2 separate regions of the Homo sapiens genome follow, and region 1 is linked to region 2. A link is a contact called in ENCODE Hi-C or POLR2A ChIA-PET data. All regions are on one chromosome and are shown on one strand. Each heading gives the region's core, a stretch centred on a gene start or an enhancer-like site at or near the end of the contact. The rest is flanking DNA. Distances are from core to core; before and after follow the strand shown. Region 1 has its middle 28 kb from the start of SAYSD1. Region 2 overlaps DNAH8 (dynein axonemal heavy chain 8).

Region 1 (2,700 bases), core at 56-2,555, 270 kb before region 2:
TGCCTGTCTGAATTCTGGGCCACTAGTGACTCCAGTCCAACATCTCCAGGAAATGTGAAGTGGGTGAGAAAACTGGCAGTGGTGGAAGAGAAGGAGCCAGGAGGCAGAGAGACTGATGGAGAGACAGGGCCTTTGAGAGATGTCCAGGGACAAAGAAGAGTCTTTTCTTTTCACACAGGGTTTATGAAATTGTAATTTCCTGAAACAGTATTCTACATTCAATCTCAGAATATCAAATATCAAGCAACTGAAATGGAGAGAAACATGTGTCCAGCAGTGGGTAGTTTTCAGTGCAGTTAAGAATAAACATGGACAGTGAGTAGCCCACACACTGAGAAGGGAGGTCTCAATGAGAGGGGTTATCATTAGGTGAGTTATGCCAGAGTGCTCATAATTTGTGTTTATTTTTATTTCCTATCCTTCTGATAAAGACAGCTGTTATTTCTACACTGCTTCAGACAGGGCTGGCTACATAATTTGTGGGGCCCAGTGCAAAATGAAAATGCAGCGCTCCTCATTCAAAAAGCAGAACAAAAGTGCTGTTACATATACAAAAACAAAGAGCTTTCTCCTTTCTTCTGCAATCCCTCAACTTGTGGTGCTTTTTATTTGCTATTTAAAGTACAAAGAGGGAGCCAGGCATGGTGGTCCACACCTGTAGTCCCAGATACTCGGGAGGCTGAGGAAGAAGGACTGCTTGAGCCCAGGCATTCAAGAGCAGTCTGGGTAACTTAGTGAGACCCCATTTTAAGTAAAGACTAAGTGATATGGTTTGACTGTCTCTCCACCCAAATCTCATCTTGAATTGTAGCCCCCATAATTCCCACATGTTGTTGGCAGGGTGGGTGGGAGGTAACTGAATCATGGAGGAGGTTCCCCCATACTCTTCTTGTGGTAATGAATGCGTCTCACGAGATCTGATGGTTTCATAAGAGGTTTCCCCTTTCACTTGGCTCTCTCATTCTCTTCTCTCGCCTGCTGCCATGTAAAACGTGCCTTTTGACTTCCACCATGATTGTGAGGCCTAGCCACGTGGAACTGGGAGTCCATTCATCCTCTTTTTCTTTATAAACTACCCCGTCTTGGATATGTCTTTATCAGCAGTGGGAAAACAGACTAATACATTAAGTAACTATGTAAAGAAAAACAAAGAAGCGTAAATTCTTAGCCTAAAGTTTATGATTCATTTTTATATGGTACAGTGCCAGTTTTAGATGCAGATTATTAAACCAAGAACAGAGGCTTCTGAGTGAAGGACTCCGCGCGACCGCACAGGTCACATGCGCGGAAGCCAGGCTTGGCTGCAGAACAGGAAGAAACATGACTTTTGTTTTCCAGCGTTCAAGCAGCTGGTTTTATGCACTCCAGACAGACAGTGTGATCGGGTGTCTGACATTTACAGTGTTTCTCCTGTGGGAAGCTAGGGTACATTTTTGAGCACCATCTCTGAAAGATTATAATGACCGCTTCATTAGAGAGAGAAAGAGGAGTCTGCAAGAAAAATGTTTCCCTTGCACTTCTTGAAGCTGTAAATGTCACTGCTCATTGTACGGAAATGCTACCAGGGCCAGGGCTGATAAGCCAATCAGGTAGCCTCCGGCAAAGGCATTTCATAAACACTGACTGAAACTGGCCTGGTAGCTTCAGGGCCCAATGGACTACACCAGGTGAGAGACTGAGAAATGGTTTCCTCGGGAGAGAACAAAACACCACCCTTCCACCTAGGAAGGGCAGGGGAGCTGGACATTACAGGAGACAGCTGTTTTCTTTCTAGAAGGTGTGCTGGGACAGAGTTAAGCCTGCATATCTGCCTTTTCCTCTGACTCCATCTTTTCCTGCTACACGAGATATCATGCAAGCATGTTGATGCCTTATGCCTTAATTAGAATTAACGTTCCCAGCCACTGGTGCCTCTTCTTTGCTTGTTTATGAAGTTAACACTTAACGATCCTCAAACTTTATGAGACTTATGTTATTGTCCTCATTTTCCTGATGAATAAACTGAGACTTCAAAGGATGATGTGACTGATGGAGGTCACCCAGCCAAAGTGGGTTTCCCTGAGCCTGGGGGCCAGGTCTGGCTGGCTCCAAAGTGAATCCTGGTCCTCAATCTTTCCCTGCCCCTGTCCATCATCCTGAATCTTGGCTCAGCATCACAGCACCGGCTGTGGATCTGTCTGCGGGATTCAGAGGGGCTAAGGATTTTACTAAATACCAACTGTACACAAACACACACACACATATAAATGGTGTAAATAGATATCTTTAGAGTCTGGGCACATCCCTTTGAATATCCTTCATGGTGGCAAATCTTTTCCTCTGAAAGTATATTTGATTTTTCAAAATGAATGAAAATTATTTGGAGCCTGATAGTTTAGTGGGCTGTGAATTTATTCTGCAGATAAAGTGGTAAAATAGGTAATTGGGATGTGGAAGGAATGAAAGGATAAAGGTCTGTCTGTCTGTCTGTCTGTCTGCGCGTATGCACATACGCCTTTTTTTTTTTTTTTTTTTTTTTTTGAGACAGAATCTCATTCCGTCACCAGGCTGGAGTGCAGTGGCGTGATCTCAGCTCGCTGTAACCTCTACCTCCTGGGTTCATGCAATTCTCCTGCCTCAGCCTCGTGAGTAGCTGGGACTACATGTGCGCCACCATGCCCAGTTAATTTTTGTATTTTTAGTAGAGACGGGGTTTCACCA
Region 2 (2,700 bases), core at 189-2,688:
CCCTGCAAATTCCAGCCACCTTGGCCTCTCCCAAATCAACCTCTGCCTTCTCATTTGGTGAGACAGCCAATTCTATTTGATCTTCCCCTCCCTGAGCTGCTTCTAGAAACTGCATCCATGCAATAAACTAATGCAATCACCTTGTTTCACTTCCCTCGGTGATTTCAGTCCAGTAGTGCCTATTGTCCAATCTCTGAAAAAAAACCGTCTTACACATTTTGTCCAGTTTTCTATATTTTTAATATAAGAGGTTAAACCCAGTCCCCATTACTCCATCTTCGCTGGAAGCATAAGTCTCCTTACTTCATTTTAAATCTATGAATGAAGTCTTCTCCAAAGATGTTAATGTCCATAAAAAAATTAAAAGGATGGATGAAGAATGAGTTAAGAAAGGGCTGGCTAGAAGTCAGCTGAGTGGACATGTTAGGGCCCTAAATAACCACTAAGTGCATAATATCTTAGTTCATTTCGTGGCCACAAAGGCTCGGGCAAATAAATTTCGTCAAAAGTAGTTACTTAGGATGGCAAGACTGAATGCCTGCAACCCCTCAATATTTTAGTCAACAGACCACTTCAGGACCACCTTGAAGAAGGAATATGAGTCTAGATTGTTGTCAACCTTTTGTTAACATCTCCATTAAAAATAAGAAAACATCATTGTCTAAACTTACAGAACCAGTCCTAGCTACTTGGAAGAAAATGTCACAAACATCACTGGACTGCTCTTTAAGAAATGTGGCAATACATATTTTTGATGGCACAGAGGAAGGTAATTATTTTATTGGCTTCCTTATTAGATGCCATCTCAATCCCCTAACCAAGGCTCTGCCATGGTTGGAAAATTGCTGCTGATGAATTTCACTCTCTGAGTAACTTGGGGCCCGGCCTCTGAATAAGGACAAGGCACTCAGAGGGAGGCAATCTGAACCTTTAAACATCATAGAACTCCGGCTGCTCAGAAAGCAGCGCTGTGGAGGAGCTTGGCTCTGGATTCTAAGGGAGTGCATATCTAGATTTAAAGATTCCTTTGTTAGTTTGCATTTTGAGTTAGAGTGCCCTTTTGCCATCTCAAACCTTTAGCAGCATCTAACACATGTAATACAATTATTGGCCTTTCTGGTTAAAGATGGCCCACTGAAAAAATTTATTTATCTCAGTCCCTTTCAAACACAAATTTCCACTTAATCCCCAGTTTTGGTATGATTCTCCCACTCTTAAATGTGCCTGGTGTCCCCAAGTCTAGGAAACCCTCTATTTTACACGATTCAAACAGTAACTCTTTAGTCTTGCCAGTGTGGGGAAGGCCGATTGTCTGGCAGCAGGGCTTTGGAAAGCGGCCCAGGAGGTCTTTTTCTCAAACAGACTTATAACCAGCCCTGTGGTTTTTAGCTCAACTTTTGCCCCAGTTTCCACTTCCTGAGCCCTTTGAATGTCCTGTGACGTGCGCTTCTCAATTACTTCTCAGCTCTTCCCACTGCCAGTGTGCTAAATCGACTGCCGCTTACCTTACTGCTTTCTTGCTTTCAAAATTTGGCTATTGCTGTCTACTCTCCTGCTCCAGTTGTCCTTCAGTTTATTCATTAAAACAAACAAACAAAAGACTATTGCTGTTTTTGAGTTTTTAGGAAGAACCAGAGGTAATTAGAGTTTTTAGGAAGCATATTTTTCCTCTTTGGAACTTTGAAGAATCAGGGCCTGGGCTCTGGATGAAAGCACCAAGTTCAAAGGCATTTCTTTTAAGGAGCAGTGAGCTGGGCCCGGCCATACATGGAAGGCTGGGGGGCTAAGGTGACAGCGCTGGACCTTGAGGAATCTGCTACGTTCATTCTCTACTCATTCTGGCATTCCCAACAGGGGAATTGTGGGGCTGATCCGTTATGTGTATTAGCATGCTTTGCATCATGAAGAATCTGTGTTCTCCACGCTGCTACCTTTCCTATTCCAGCATTAGAAAGTAGATGTTGTACAAGGTATTACTAACTTATTTATGCCAGATTTTACTGAGCCCACTCCAAAAGGAGAAGTCAAGAGTCTCAATATCAGTTTCGGGCACAATTCATATGCAAAATTCCACTCTCTTTCAAATACATGCTCTTTTCAAAATGGTATTAACAATTATGTTTTCATAATTGTTTTAATATTCTCTCATAGAAGAGTTTATGAAAGCTTATATTTTCTCATTTGAAAAAAGTCATTTCATTTAAGGTATAGTTCAGTGGGCTTACCATAATCAGTAACATAAAACTCATACATGGTTTGATTTGAGCCTTTAGGTATTTCTGGTAAGTCCAACTTGCTTTCATGCTGCCGTAAGAAGGCTTCAAGCTTTTCTCTGCTTTCTAATTCCAGAAGGGCTCCTAAACTCCACATTAGGCCAAACACAAATAATTTATGAAGATGTTCGACACAGGAAACACCGCCTTCTTCTTTGGAGGGAATTAACCCTTCCAGAAGATTGAGAGACTGAAAATGTTTCAAATAAAATAAATTTTTAAATTAAAATTTTGAAAATAAAAAATTGTAAATAATAGTAAAATTAAAAGGAGGAAGGAAGAGAGAAGAAAAATAGATATATCTCAAGCTATTGCTTGATCACCGTCCTACAGCCAACAGCACGTAGAAGAAAGGCTATCCTGTTTTAGACAGGCAGCATGGTCTAGCAGAAAGGATGCTGAACTGAAAATCTGCTCCTGTGGTTTC

Evidence for each region. Hi-C counts contacts between places; a loop is a spot of excess contacts on that map. ChIA-PET counts read pairs that join two places held with the same protein, here RNA polymerase II (POLR2A). Pooled maps may share reads with other maps.
Region 1: a loop to region 2 is called in a pooled map, with 2.2 times the contacts of the local background. The contact joins two enhancer-like sites. A Hi-C loop is called at or near these places in 2 of 168 maps with a recorded cell type or tissue (Caco-2 and Panc1), 2 of 37 single-sample maps with no recorded cell type and 3 of 50 pooled maps. POLR2A ChIA-PET finds 5 or more read pairs at or near these places in 1 of 52 experiments (activated CD4-positive, alpha-beta T cell).

What each region holds. Positions count from the first base shown.
Region 1 is chr6:39,142,321-39,145,020 of GRCh38, reverse strand. No RefSeq gene overlaps it. Among named protein-coding and RNA genes, the nearest start is that of SAYSD1, 28 kb to the right of the region's middle. Within about 2 kb of position 1,305, at least 3 of the 41 ENCODE cell types and tissues checked have a DNase peak (open chromatin) inside an H3K27ac peak, as active enhancers do.
Region 2 is chr6:38,875,354-38,878,053 of GRCh38, reverse strand. It overlaps DNAH8 (dynein axonemal heavy chain 8), which reads right to left. Exons shown (of 93, transcript NM_001206927.2): 53 at 2,226-2,463. Among named protein-coding and RNA genes, the nearest start is that of DNAH8-AS1, 76 kb to the left of the region's middle. Within about 2 kb of position 1,438, at least 2 of the 41 ENCODE cell types and tissues checked have a DNase peak (open chromatin) inside an H3K27ac peak, as active enhancers do.